2 separate regions of the Homo sapiens genome follow, and region 2 is linked to region 1. The links are chromatin loops, found by intact Hi-C in ENCODE. Cell type or tissue: pancreas. All regions are shown on one strand.

What was found. Peaks named below come from ENCODE experiments on the same cell type or tissue, not always from the same donor. Only the 100,000 strongest peaks of a DNase experiment are listed, where the experiment ranks them.
Region 2: it touches region 1 in a loop (4-fold over the local background); 104 of 110 quality-filtered maps call a loop at or near these places.

Annotation. Positions count from the first base shown.
Region 1 is chr10:58,281,748-58,289,747 of GRCh38, reverse strand. CISD1 (CDGSH iron sulfur domain 1) reads right to left here. Exons shown (of 3, transcript NM_018464.5): 3 at 162-2,187. The coding sequence ends at 2,098. Among named protein-coding and RNA genes, the nearest start is that of CISD1, 17 kb to the right of the region's middle. In pancreas, no CTCF peak of the experiment used is centred here; no DNase peak of the experiment used is centred here.
Region 2 is chr10:58,174,262-58,182,261 of GRCh38, reverse strand. No RefSeq gene overlaps it. Among named protein-coding and RNA genes, the nearest start is that of IPMK, 90 kb to the left of the region's middle. In pancreas, a CTCF peak has its summit at 4,688 (motif pointing left); no DNase peak of the experiment used is centred here.

The DNA.
Region 1 (8,000 bases):
TAGAATATAAATGACATAGAGAAAAAAAAGATGAAAGCCCCACTTGTCTTGCCTCAACGAAATGAAAAGCACTTAGAAGCATTAAGGTGCTTAGCTAGAACAGTAATTGCACACAATGATTTTTGTGTAAAAAAATCTCATATTAACCTAACCACACTCACTTTGGTTTTTAGGTCAAATAACCTGAAAAGGGTTTTAATCATAAATGAATGCTAGTTCAAAAGCATGTAAACATTTTAACATGACCTTGAAAATACATTTACCTAATTATTTTGGCCTTTCAAAATGCTCAAGATCTATATTTCACAGTAAGGTGGTCATTTATAATTTTGCCATATGTATACACACACTCATATAATCCTATAGTTTTGAGAACTGGTACCAGGTTCCCCCTGACATTACAAAAATGCATGACTAACAATATAATTTCAAATTCAAGATAAAGAATAGTCTGTTAAGTTAGAAGGATGTCCCTTTATCAGAAACACTGGGAGTTGATGCATTTATTTTTCTTTAAAACAGTTCATCTTTAAAAGCATGATTGCTCTGTTTTGCTGACATGCATACTTATCTTAAAAAGAAGGAGGTGGGCAAAGAAAAAATTTACCCTAAGAATCTAATAGAATCAGTTTGTAGGATTTTAGATTTTATGATGAATATGTGACTTAAAGACATGTCCAAGTTAGTTACATGGGCTTCTTAAAACCACTGTACAATTTTGTTACCAACTTTTATCTACAGTAATACACAAAACTACATATTTAAAAATAGCCATGATCATATATTACATAGGATATGCTGCTGTCAGGTTTGATTCCTGTCAAGGTAAATGGATTTTAGCAAGTAGAAATTTGTGATTGACTACTACTGAGAATTCATGTATACTAAAATAAATGATGATGTTTACCTGCTTTATCAATTTCAATTGTTTGCCCAATTTTCTGTAAATTTTGCCATGATTTTCCTTCTAACCTATGAAATTCAAAAACCTAATCTCTTTAAAAATATTTATGAACTATTTGTCTTAAATCTTTTATTGCTAATTATTTTCAGTTTTTATATTTTCTTTTTTCTGAATCAACAATGAATGCAATGTTTCTGCTCGGAGTCTTTGAAGAATATTACATAAACAAACACTTGTCTTCAAATTTTTGCTTTTAAGAAAAAGATCATACAATTTAAAAGCCATGTGCTTGATTAGCTAGAGTGGGAAAAAAAAAAATCTTCCCACGCCTTTGATCTAATCTTGTGACTACTATTTCTGTCAGGATATGTGGCTTAGTGATCAAAAGACTTGACATTATATGTTCCAATTCCTTCAAAATCCTCAGTTCAAGTGCTTACCATTCCTTGGGCCAGAATTCTGGAACATTAGATTTTAAGACATTCTTCATGACTAATTTAAATCTAATATCACCTTTAACTAAATTTTCACTATTGGCTCCTTTAATGGATCCATCTTCATTAAATATCTGTGAAGATAAATATGAGGAAGTTACCACCCCTTTATTATTGACCTGACTTATGAAATTAAACAGAATAACATTTATCAATCATTTTGATTGAAAACGGTGAAAAACAGAAGCCATATTTTCTCAGTGTCATTACCAATGTCAAGAAAATCAAGGCTACAACAGGTCTTTCCTAGATTGTATTAAGAAATTAATGTAGCTGAATCACATCCTATTTAGTTTCCAGGTCAATATGAAAAGATGGTAATTTTTCTTTGAAACTTACAAGTACAATCTGCAAATACATAATTTTGAGAATAATTTAATATGTTGACTTCAAGATACAACTATATTCTATATAAGGTACAACTCTATATGTCAGTATTTTAAAGAAATGGATCCTTACAAGACCAAAATAACCCACAGGCCATGCAGGTTGGTTTTTCCTTTTTTTTTTTTTTTTTGTTTAAACAAATGTGCACCACGATGTTTCAACAAGACAAATGCCATAAATGTGAAAGCTGCAGTTTGCAATATACCACATTTAGAATCCAGCGAAGGTGAATCAGACAGAGGTGGTAGTCATTCTAATTAAACAATCAGGTAACTTCACGACAAGCTGATTTGCAGCATCAAAAGTGTCCATTTAAGTTTCTTTTTTCTTGATGATCAGAGGGCCCACATTGTCTCCAGTCTCTTCGTTATGTTTTGTGTGAGCCCCATCACAGAATGGGAACTAGGAAGAGAAAGAATGAATGTGAAACATCTAATCTCAAAATCAGTATTATGCTCGGCAGAGTGGAAGGTGATGCTTAATTCATATAACATAAAGATTTTCTTGGCTATCTTATATAGGCTTTCTTAAACAGCATATGTAAACTACATATGCTACTTAGTAAGATGAAGAAATTGACTTGTGCATAATACACACATCATTTATTGAATTTCAGTGTGATTGTGATGAGTGTTGAAGGCCTTTCTTATGTTTATATATTAGTTACATTCCTTTCTAGTGAACATGTCCATTGCCTATTTACTTCTAAGAGTTTAAGTTCATTTATTTAAAATCAATTTGCGGCCAGGCGCGATGGCTCATGCCTGTAATCTCAACACTTTGGGAGGTTGAGGTGGGTGGATCATTTGAGGTCAAGAGTTCAAGACCAGCCTGGCCAACATGGTGAAACCCTGTCTCTACTAAAAATACAAAAATTAGCCAGGCATGGTGGCGAGTGCGCATAATCCCAGCTACTCAGGAGGCTGAGGCTTGAACCTGGGAGGGGAAGTTGCGGTGAGCCGAGATTGTGCCACTGCACTCCAGCCTTGGTCTCAAAAAACATAAAAATAAAAAATAAAAAATAAATCAACTGCATATTATTCCTCTGTTATTTTTGCAGCAGTCTTTCCCAAATCTTTTCATTTTGCTTATTTTTTCATATTCTCAATTTCTCCACTTTCATACAAATATGTCAATATCTCCCTTTTTAACATCATTCATGGAGACAGCTTTCTTCTAGAGATGTGAGAAATACAAATTTCCATTCATTTTCATGAATTCACATTTTAGATATAACTGCTGTTTTGGTGTCCAGTGGGAGGGAGAGGGACAAAACTAAATTTCTAACATAGTGTTTTGCAGAGTGTGGTCCAAAGAACCTGAATCCTGCAAGACACTCTGATTTGGTTTCATTCTGTGTTAAAAAAACATATCATATAGCCCATTTGAATCACAGCACACATTATTTTAATTTTGCTATAAAAAACACAATTTTATCCCAGAGTTTCTCAAGGTGACTGGACTATGGACACTTTAAATTTTGATTTCTATTATCATAGTTTTCTGTAGAGCACACTTTGCAAACGCTGTTCTAAGATCCTGTTGCTTCAGCATTACTGGAGGCTATTGCTTCCCACATTATTACCTTTATTCGTAACTTTATCAAAATAAATTCTACATGTAAAAGCACCTATTTATAGGTTCTATGTTACGTTGATCGGCCTACTACGCTGGGATATTTGCATTTTAAACATTTCAGTGTTTTGTAGGGCTAGTTTTCCTTCATTGTTTCTTTTTTTTACTTTTTTTTTTTTTTTTGAAACGGAGTCTTGCTCTGTCGCCCAGGCTGGAATGCAGTGGCGCGATCTCGACTCACTGCAAGCTCCGCCTCCTGGGTTCACGCCATTCTCCTGCCTCAGACTCCTGAGTAGCTGGGACTACAGGCGCCCGCCACTACGCCCGGCTAATTTTTTGTATTTTTAGTAGAGACGGGGTTTCACCGTGTTAGCCAGGATGGTCTCGATCTCCTGACCTCGTGATCCGCCTGCCTCGGCCTCCCAAAGTGCTGGGATTACAGGTGTGAGCCACCGCGCCCAGCCTGTTAACTTTATTAAACTTTATCACTTTATTCCTCCAGATAAGCTTGAGAATGTTTTTTGCCAAGTTTTAATTTCTTTTGTAGTTTTCATCCTCAGATCTCATGTATATTCTGGTAAGATTATTTCTGTCATATTTTTAATCACTATTATAATTTATTTTCATATCTGAACATTCTTGCTATATAAAATCATTTTTAACAAGTATATCCTCTATTGTAAAATGAAAAAATAAGAATTTAATAATATTTCACTTAACTCTTCAGGATTTTACACTTAGAAGGAATAATTATCAGTAATTTTTTTGTTTCTCTATATTTGTATCTTTTATTTCTATTTCATGTCAAATGACAAGAGCTAGCATCTTTGCCTTAATCTTGGTGTTTTGAATGTATCTACACTCTAGAATCTAGAGTTTCACTGTTTAGTCTAAGGTACACTGTTGCTTTGAAGAAGCCTATTTAGAAGAGTAAAGTAAGAGGATTCTTAGCCTTATGAGTAACAAGTACCTCATTACGTGCAGTGAAGGGAGCATAACAGATCAGTGAAACTTCACAATGATGGTATTTAATCTTAAACTTTGATATCCAAAAGGCTACTTAATGTTAAAGTAATCAAATTTTAATCTATCTGTAAATAATTGCAAGAGGCACTAAATTAGCTAAAAATTACAGAAAAACTCAAGGTATTGGCATATCTTATATTTCCAGATATAAATTCTATCCTGTCGTAGAGGGCAGTGTAAATGTAATATATGTAAAGTTTATATTATTTCTTTTTTTGAGGTCAATAAGATGTGGTACACAGTATATTCATATTAGAAACAAGCCTTGATGCAAAAACATAAAGTCAAGCTTTCAGTTTTTTCTTGGCATGGATGAGGAAAGAGGCGATAAAAATTAAACTAAAATGTATCCCACAGCAAAGTACAGCATTTCAAAGTGACATATGTTTAATAAACAAACACAGATGATTTTACAGTGAGCATAAAAGTTTACATTGTAAAGACTCTTTTTATAAATAGCACACACAAAACACTTCACTATAAATTAAATCCATGCAGGCAACATTTCTGAAAAATGAAATATTTCTAAATAACTTACTGAAATGGCATGTTTAACTTTTATTTTTTAATCTTATGTTGAAAATATTAGAAACTAACATTTTCTCAAATTATTTTCCTCCATATACAGAATAGGAGAGAAATCTATAGAAAAAATATACAAAGAAAATCTTACAAAATATAAAGAAAGTCATATATCAAAAGTGAGAATACATTTTTTCTCATCACCCAATTCTGCCTAAAAACTGAAATTAGCCTGTTTCTTCATATTCTTAAAAGCAAACACATATTTCTTTAAAAAGCAATGAGTAGTTTATCCTGGTTATTTGTTAATAAACTTTCATGCGATTAAAGTGTATAAAGCTTTTATGCCTTTATAATGCAAACTAGGTGTTAAAAATAATTTTGTGCAGAGACGTATTTTTTAATAGTACTTTTTATATCACTTAACCCTAGGAATTACTGCCTTATGTGTCTTGCTTTATTTCTGATCTATGCAGGAGAAAGATAATATGTGGTGGGTATACAGTTTTTTTTTTTTTTAAGAGATTAAATTAGATTGCACAGTGGTGCAATCGCAGCTTACTGAAGCCTCAATCTCCCAGGCTCAAGGGATCCTTCCATCTCAGCCTCCTGAGTAGCTAGGACTATAGGTGCATGCCATCACACTCAACTAATTTCTGCATTTTTTTGTGGAGACAAGGTTTCACTACATTGGCTGTTACATTCTCAAAGTGTTGGAATTACAGGCCTAAGCGACTGTGTCTGGCATTATATACTTTCAAATACAATGTAGGAAGTACAGTAATTTTTACATTAAATAATGTACAAAAATATGAGAATTTTATTAACTTTTTCATTAAACATTTTGAAATTTGTTAAATTGTTTTAAATTATGAAAAAAACACAAAGAATATTAAATTCAGTTCGTGTAGTATTGATACTTAATTTATTCTAAGATGTCAGCGTTTGTTTATTAACAAATCCTGGAAAAAGTCTGTAAATCAAATTTCCTTTATGTCCAGAAAACATCCTTTTATGTTTGTTAACCCAATTTGAACACTACAAATCCCAAATATCTTTAAAAGTGGGGGAAGAAAGGGTTAGAAGAAGTTGGAATAAAGCTTTAGTAGAAAAAACAGTGGAGGTCCTTGCTCTCCACCTGGAAAGCTAGCAATGCTATATGGATCTTCATAAAAACACAACATTTCTTTTTAATGGCCCCACATCTCAAGTTATGCCTCTGTTTTAATAAATGCTCCTCTTTGACTTATCTCTTCCACCTGAAACAATTTTCTTTTAAAGACTATCTTCCTTCTCTGAACTTCGTACTTTGTATTAGAGTTTTGATTTTCTGTCCCAAGGAAGTTGCCTGGCACCATTTTGGCTCATTACCATAAACTGTCCAGAAAAATATGCTTGCTTTGGTTGAGAACGAAAACGAAGTAATGAGATTTTTGAGACTAACCTAGAGATTATGACATTTTATACCATTCTTATGTACCTATTTCAATAAACCTAAGACAGTAGCTATAATATGAAAATGTACAAAGATAAATTAAGATTTTTATAAGACTGTCTTTATGTGGATTGGCCAAGGAATGTCACCAACATTCAGAATATCGTTTTTATGAAGAAAGACTCAGTAAAATGCACTTCTAAGCCATTAACAGGATGGAGGATTTCTCTTTTTCCCCCAACACCCTCCCGCCAAAAAAAAACACCCAGGATCAAGCCTACTACCAACGACAAAACAAAAGTATCATTAACTCAAATCTTACCCTGTAAATGAAAGAAAATGAGTCTAAACATGTCCAGTTGCATTTCATTTCAATTTCAGTTCAGCTCCTGATGTTAACTGGTAAGACTTTCCTCTCTTTCTTCTTAGTCTGTATTCTTTTGCTGTCCTTGTTTGAACTGCCTCCTAGGTGGCCGTCATACAACTCAGCAAGTGATGTAACCAACCTGAAGTTGCAGGGAAAGGAACCTAGCAATACTACATCCCATACCCTTCCCTCTTACATCAGAGTCCTTTCATCTTCTTGTTTCGAAAGTAAGACTATCTCTTCCTTTTTAAGGCTGAGTTTCACATCTGTGCTGTTACTCTCATTTCCTTCCACCCTTTGTCAAGATACCGCTGACTCAAATAGTATCTTTCCCTGTAGTCACTTTAATCATTTCCTCTATACTGGCTCCTTTCATTCTCACTTCAAATATGGATAGCCCTTTTGTGAAATACAATTGGCCCCATCTGTATCTGTGGGTTCCACATCCATGGATGCAACCAACTGCTGATAGAAAATACTCGCTAAAATAATTGTATGGGTACTGAGCATGTACACTTTTTTCCTTGTCATTATTCTCTAAACAATACAGTATAACAACTATTTACATAGCATTCACACTGTATTAGGTATTATTTGCAATCAAGAGATGACGTAATAATTTAAAGTATACAGGATTATGTGCATAGCTTATAGGCAAATACTGTCATTTTAAATCAGGGGCTTGAGCATTCTCAGATTTTGGTATCCATGGGAGGTCCTGGAACCAATCCATGGACACCGAGGGAAGCCTGTACTATAAAATAAACCAATTTCTGGGCCGGACACAGTGGATGACACCTGCAATCCCAGCACTCTGGGAGGCCAAGGCGGGTGGATCACTTGAGGTCAGGAGTTCAAGATCAGCCTGGCCAACATGGTGAAACCCTGTCTCTACTAAGAATACAAAAATTAGCCAGGCATGGTTGTGCATGCCTGTAATCACGGCTACTCAGGAGGCTGAAACACGAGAATTGCTTGAACCCAGAAGGTGGAGGTTGTAGTGAGCTGAGATCACGACACTGTACTCCAGCCTGGGTGACAGAGTGAGACTCTCTCAAGAAAAAGAAAAAAAAAAAAAGCCAAGCCAATTTCTGAAACATCAGATGACATACCAATGCTGGCAAGAGAAGCACTGGACAAAAGGGAGGGATATGTTTTTAAAAAATGTAATTTCTGCACATTACTAAGAAATCTGATTCATTAGGGTTGGGAAACCTGCTCAAGATGTTACAGACACACAACAGGTTACTAGTGACTGCACCTTAAGAATGAATTAGATTTGAAATTTGT
Region 2 (8,000 bases), 110 kb after region 1:
CCCTGGCTGGACAGAGACTGGGGACTTGGAGTTAACAATCTTTAACGATAAATAGAAGAGGTGGTCTCCAGAAGAGACGAGGGGTTCTGGGAAAGCACTGATGGCAACATTGTTTACCACGATTGTGACAGTGGTTATACAAATGTTATCTATTTGTCAAGACTTGAGAAACTTATGAACGGTTGCATTTTGTTATATGTAAATTATAATTAAATAGAGTTATGAAAATAAGCAATAGGCAATGTAGGGCCTGCACATGCTCTGCCAACTGTCCTTGTTCTAAGACATACATTCACTTTGTTTTCATGAAAATTAAGCAGTAAAGCACAGAGCAGAACACAATATGACTGAAAGATAAATACATTTTCTGGTTTATAAAGGTTAAATGTCCTTCCCCCAGCAACATCTCTTAGCAGACCACTAATCATTTTAATCTCTAGCTCTTAAACTTGTATTCCAAAAGAACAAATCAGAGATCCATGTATTCAAATTTAGTTTCTTCTGAGTATTCACGCACTTGAACACCCTTCATTTACTTAGATGGATGATAAGTCACCAAGTCGGAAAACATTGGGTTACTTTCTCATGAACTATCCTAATTTTTGGTCTGGTTATTCCGGATATTTTACTGAAGTTAAACTGTGATCTAAGGTATAGTAACTAGAAGTTAAATTGTGATCTAAAGTGTAGTAACAGTAGCTAGTATTCATAGTACAGTAGCTTAGTCCCAGCACTGTACTTTATATGAATTAAGCCATTAGCCATTTAGCAGCCAAAGTAATTAGAAATAGTCACAGTGTAATTTAGCTACTACCTGAGAGCAGTAAATATACCAAAAAGTCTTAGAAAAATACAGATTCCTTTCTGGTGATCCTTAGCTCCATCTTTGGAGTCAACGCCATCTTTCCAGCTGTCTCTGCAACAAAACAAAAAAAAGAGTCATCTTTGACTCTTTCTTCCAAATCCATTCTATTAGTAAGGTTTGTTGGTTCTACCTTCAAAAATACACCCAGAGTCCGACTCCCTCTCACCACCTCCAGTGCTAATACCCTGGTCCAAGTCCCCATGATCTCTTTCCAGGGTTGCCCAGTGGCCTTCTAGATACTTGCATGCTTCCCCTTTTGTCACCCTATCCTCTTTCTCCACTAGCAGTGAGAATGAGGGTGTTAAAATCCGAGTCAAATCATTTCACTCTCCCACTCAAGATCCTCCAATAGTGTCCCATCTCACTTGAATAAAATCCAAAATACTTATGGTGATTTCCAGAGCCTTATATTCTCGAAACTGTGGCTGCCTCTCTGATCTCATTTCCTTCCATTCCTATCATATTTAGCCCTCTGGCTAAGCTGGCACTGCCCTTCGTGCAGTTCTTCCTGCTACGCCTGGAATTTGCACTTGCCTTTACCTGGAACTTTCAACTCTCACATCTTCATAGACTTCTCCCCAACGCTTTCCAGTTCCCCGTGCCTGTATCATTGCCCTAGAAGGCTTTTTGCTGGGTAAGAACAGCCGGTGCCTCATGACTCAGGCATTTTGCACTGTCAAATGTTTCTTCACAGCACTTATTATTATCTGACATATATTATGTTTTTCTTATTTATTTATTGTCTGTCTCTCTCATCCCCTGTCCCAACCCACGCCCCCACACCATATTCTCCCCCTGTAGAAGGGAAGCTCCAGGAGAGCAAAAGCTTTGTCATTTTTGTTCCTGGTTGCTTCTGCAGCATCTAGAACACTGCTTGGGACAGAGTAGGTGCTCCTTATATGTAGAAGGAAAGAAGAAAGAAAGAAAGAAAGAGAGAGAGAGAAAAAAAGAAAGGAAGAAAGAAAGAGAAAGAAGAAAGAAAGAAAGAAAAAGGAAGGAAGAAAGGAAGGAAGAGAGAGAGAGGGAGGAAGGAAGGAAGGAAGGAAGGAAGGAAGGGTAATGTCTTTTTGGTGACTTTAAATTTTAGAGGATAAATATTTGTGATCCTGTTCCCCACTAGCTGCAGGGGCTTTTGAGGGTTCCAAGGGTGTTGGAGCATAAATGGCTCTAGTTGGCTGTGCTCTCAGGTAGTTCTGTTCTCCCTGCTTTTCGACAGCTACTCTCTTTCTTTTGAATAGAAGCTTTTTTAGCAGGCAAGGAAGCTGTATGTTTGGGCGCCCTTCCAGACCTCACCCTTTGTGTCTTTTCACTTAATTCATCCTGGTTTGTATCCTTTATAATATACTGTAATTATAAGTGTAGCACTCTCCTGAGTTCTGTGAGTCATTTTAGTGAATTATTGAACCTGAGGGGGTCCTTGAAACCCCCAGATTTGTAACCAGTTGGTCAGAAGTATGGGAGGCCTGGACACCCCTGAATTGGCATCTGAAATAAGAGCAGTCTTTGCGGGGACTGTGTTCTTTAACTTGCGGAGTCTGAATGCTAACTGGATGGTTAGCATCAGAATTGTATTGCAGTATATTAATATGTGTTGCTGTTTAAAGATGGCTTGGTTAATATATACTTTTGATTGATTCACACTGAACACCCAGCCAACAGCACTGTAACTCATGCCTGAATGAAGCTTATCTTCATGTGTATTTTCTTCCTCACGCATATTACAGCCTTCTACACTTAGGAACACTAGGCAACACCTCAGCACTACTCTTGGTAGGGCCATTTTAAACAGCAATATCACCAAAAAAGTAAATAAAAATAATAAAAGTACCAAAATGCAAAATCATGGCAGTAAATAGACTGTGAAAAGGATACTTGTTTATGTGAGCTGAAACAAGAAGGCAGAACATTACCTTGTTTGATTGCAGCTAGGAAAGCGTGCCTCCGGTGACTCATTTTGTGTGTGTGTGTGTCTGTTCTGTATGTGTCTGCAAATGACTGATAAAATGCTGTCAATATTTATTGTTGTTTTTAGTATTTGTGTTGGGGCTGCAAATAAATTTTAGCAAGTAGGTGAATTTGCAAATATGAAATCCATAAATAGTGAGGCTCAACTCTGTATACATTAAGACATCTCCCCCACCCCTCCCCCACACAAACATGCACATTTGATTACAACCTTCTATCTCACATCTTAAAAAAAATTTGAGGCCTGGTGCAGTGGCTCACTCCTGTAATCCTAGCACTTTGGGAGGCTGAGGTGGGAGAATGACTTGAGGCCAAGAGTTTGAGGCAAGCCTGGGCAGCAAAGCAAAACCCTGTCTCTATAAAAAATTTTTAAAAACCAGCCAGGCATGATGACTCAGGCCTATAGTCCCAAATACTTGTGAGGCTGAGATGGGAGGATCACTTAAGCCCAGGAGTTGGAGGTTACAGCGAGCTATGATCACATCACTGCCTGGACAACAGCCCTTGATCTTGTTTAATTCTGCAGCTGCTTTTTCTGCTCCATAACAAGCCAGGGTGGGACTCAGCTCCTTTTCTTTGATTTCCTCTCACACTAATCACACAGAGACTTTGTTTGTGCAGCAGGATTAAAGGAAGGCTTGGGAATGATAAACTTGGTTGCATTGCAATAACACAAACAAATTGAAATAGAATGTTAAACATCTGTGTCTTAAACTACCCTTTAGTGCCTACATCTCTCCCTCCTGGAATTTTTAACAGTTACTATATCCGAGTCCTTAATGTCTTTATTAAAAACAACAAGCCATCTACCTACTTCAGATCTTAAGCTTAACATCACTGGCAAAGCCTTCCAGTCTCAGTTGTGTTCCCCTGTTTCTCAACAATGTCTGTAAAGAACAGAGGTTTAATTTTACAAAAATGAATTATGATAGCCACTTTTGGCAAGCACAGTTTCAGTAACATTTTTCTTCCTCTATGTTACTGATGTCAAACCTATCTAATCCTCATACAATCTCTATGAGAAAGTTTTATTCCAAATTTACAGATGAGGAAAAGGCCTGGGGAGGTTAAACAGCTTCCAACTCCTGAACACTGCCCAAGCTCACAGAGCTTAGAATGAGTTCAATGCAGATCTAAGAGGCCAAGGGATTTAACTACGGCACTAGATTTGCTTACTTCCCAATTCTGTAATTTCCTTAACAAGGGATACCTGTGTTAGTGATAATATGTTGTGCCATGTATATCACTGTGGAAAAAAACCCCGTCTTTAATCAAATTAAATGCTGAAAATACCATCCAAGTTAAAAGTTAAAGATGTGGGTTTATGGACTCTTGCATTTCATAGAGATACTCTGCGTGGTGAAGAAGCTATTGAAAGGCAATACCAAAAATCAAATTGTTTCTGTTTGAGAGTACTATATAAAAAGGTTTTAAATAAATACTTAATTATATTGGTTAATTAGGTACCTGCAATATTAGGCAATTTTCTGATGTAAGACAATTCTGAAAGTATGCAAATTAAAGAAGTAAAAGTACAATGGTGGAAGCATGTCCAGATTATATAAATGAATTAAAAATTTTCAACTTGTCGCTAAGCAGATTTCTTGCTTTCTTTTAAATATACAGAAAAAGCATATGGATTCTCAAGATAAACCACATATGAAAAAGTTTTAGCTTTTTTTAAAATTTTTACAGCTTCACTGAAATGTCATTCAAGACATATTAGTAAATTTGTGATTTAAATTTAGAAGCCATCACCACAATCCAATTTTAGAACTTTTCTAGCACTTCCCAAATTTCCTTCAATTTCACCTTTTAAGGAGTGTTAAGAGCAGAAAACACACACAATTATCTGACTTAAAGAGAAAAGAAAAATCACCTAGTACCACCTAGTGGTGTATAAGTAGATAGCGAGTTGATTTTGGAATTTTTGAAATCCAATACTCAGACATTTCTCTTCCATGGGATTACAAATTAGCTACTAATATTTCTGGTTTATAATCGAAAGTTAACTTCAAAATATCCACAAGCTTATCCAAAATATTTACTAGATAAATTTTAAAAACTTTAGTTTTAAAAACAAATGATATCCTTTCTTCAAATGAGAGTTTACTTGGAGTCCCAGTATGTTTAGCAGATAAATACTTAGTTTATCATTGGATGGTCTACTCACTCCCCTACTTGCTGAAAATAATTGTAGAAAGTAAAGACTGTGGAGAAATACACAAAACAGAAAGAATAGTTATCTCTGAGTACTGGAAAATAAGTGAGGTTTTCCTTTTGGTTTTATTTTTTCGCTGGAGTGTGTATATATAATTGAAAAAAACTATAATAAGTTGTATTTAGAAATTCAATATAAAATTTTAAAATATTGCAAAAATGCCTACCAAGGTCCTTGCAAAACAGCAATTTTCCATGAATATTATTTGCCCTTCTCGTTTCCTTCCTATTGGTGACAGTAACTCTCCATCACTCACAGGCTGAGGACAAAGGAAAATGTCTATGTCTTATGGTTAGCTTGAGCTGCCATAATTAAGTGTTATATAGACTGGGTGGCTTAAACAATACAAATTCACTTTCTCACAGTTCTTGGGGCTGGTAGTTCAATGGTTAAGGTGGAAGGCAATGATTAATTGGGAATGTCTTCTCTCAGCCTCGCCATGTAATTCCTTGCAGGAGTCTCTGCTAATGTTATCTGGCTTCATGGAAGCTCAATGTCCCATGAGTAATGAAGTCATATTGTGTAAGGTTCATATGGTGAAATGCACATAATTCTGATAGTGTTCCTGGAAAACAGTGCTTTATGATGGAAAAACTATTCAGAGAAAGAATAATTTCAGCAAGTACAGTTATATAAGAAGTCATGTCAAATAGAATAATAGTAGTAAATGCCTAATTTGGATTCCACTTCTGGTTCTGATTCTTACTATCCACGTGACCTTGAGCAAACCACTTGATGTCCTCCTGAGTTTGTTTCTCAACTGTCAAATGGGGATAATAAAAAAATCTACTTTATAGGGTTGTTATGAGAATTAAATGAAATGATAAACATATAGCATATATTAAACACTCAATAAACATTAGGCATTACTACTATTACTTTACATTAATATTATTTTCTTAGGATGGCATATGAAAGATCTGTCTTAACTGTGACTTTGGGGGAAATCTAATCACACCACTCCCATAGGTGTGGATTACAGAACTTTGGGAGAGATAGACACAGTGCTGTCCTTGGTTCTGAAACCACCATACTAGGACATGATTGCTTTGAAACCTCAGGATACTGGTGAATGCTGGTCCAACCTCTTCCAAGAATTTTGAAGCAGGCAAGGGCAAAAGTGGAGGAAATTATGGAGGAGGAGGAGAAGGAGGAGGAGGAAGAGAGAGAGAAGCATAATTCCTAAGAACTTGCTAGGAAAGGGGTGGGAAGAAACCTGCTTGACATTGTTTTCAAAGTGCATTGGTTGCTGTCATCAAGCAAGAAACAACCCCCTTGTATTTGGCAGAGAATTGTAGGTGTGTGCTGAGGGGGTACTTTATATATTCCTTTCCTCAAGCTATCCTTGGTGTACTTCCCTATCTCTGTGCCTAATCACCTTGGTATCAGTACCTAATCAGTAAACTGAAAGTTCACTGAGGGCAAGGACTGGGTCTCCTGCACTCTTGTGAGGACAAAGGAAAATGTCCATGTCTTAGCTTGGGCTGCCATAAAAAGCATTGTAGTCTAGGTGGCTTAAACAATATAAATTTATTTTCTCACAGTTCTGGGGGCTGGAAGTCCAAGGTAAGGTTGCCAGCATAGTTGAATTCTGGTGAGGGCTCTTTTCCTGGCTTGCACATGACCGCCACCTACTCCCTGTGTCCTCGCATAAGGGTGAGGGAGAATGGTGAAGAAAGCTTTATAGAGCAAACTCTCTGGTCTCTTTCTATAAGGACACAAATTCCATTATCACGAGGGCCCCTAATTAGCTCCCAAAGACGCTATTTCCAAATAGCATCACACTAGAGGTTAGGGTTCAACATGTGAAATATGAGGGGACATAAACATTTGAGCGGACATCAATCCACGATATCTTGTAAAGTGGGAAGCACACAGTTTCTGTAACTGAAGGCCCTCAATAAATGGTAGTTTTATAAAAAGAAGCGGCTGTATCCTGGGCCTCACTGTTTTGATGTTACTATATAATTCTACTTTTTCATGTTGCAGATTAAGTAAGTTGAATCTGGTATTAGCACATATGGCTTTGTTATTGTCTTTGTTTCCTTGGCGGTGTGCACCTGCTCAGCATAGAAGATGTGCAGATTGACTGTGCTGAGAATGGCAGTTATCCAGAGGTGTGGAACACTGCAGCATGGAGCCTCCATAGCAGAAAAGGCCAGAGTCTAACTACACTAAGGGATGATTGCTGGGTGGAGCCTGAGTGCATTGTATTCTAGAGTTTAATGTGCACGAATAGCCACGACTTACGTAGCGCTTAGTGTATGCCAGCTGTTCTAAGCATGTTATATATATAGATTCATTTTAATTATTACAAAAACCCTAAGGGATAAAACTGTTATTATTTGAATTTTACAGATGAGGAAATTAAGGCAAAAATATGTAAAAAAAACCTTGACAAAGGTCACACAGTAAGTGTCACAGGGGGAATTTGAATTCAGGCCATTGGATTCCAGTGTTTTAACCACCATGGTATGGTATCCTTCCTAAAATTTAAGTAACACCCTGCAAGGAATTTTCTTCTTGGGTTTAGTCTACTAGCATATACTGTATCTTCCTATGGTTAATATCTAAATACTGTGAGGAGTGGTGGGGGTGGGGGGCAAGACTGAAGATGAGAATTGAGAAGTGGCTTCCTCTGGAAAAGCGATTTACTCAGGTAAGAGAGAGACAGTGTCTTTAAGAAGGTAGCACAGCCTCACCAGGACAGGGTAGAGAGGGCTGATCCATTTGTCTGAGGAGGTTCATAGGGAGTTGGAGTCTTGGTGTAGTCCAAATCTTCTAAATTCTGTCCCACTCCTTTGTGACCAATGCTATAACTGTCATGTAAGAAATCATGAAACTGTGACCTCAGACCTTGGAAGAAATTCAATCTCCAATTATCTTAGCTTTAGTGCTAAATAATAATAGAAAGCCTTTAGTTCATCATGGTTCAGAGAATTTAAGCAT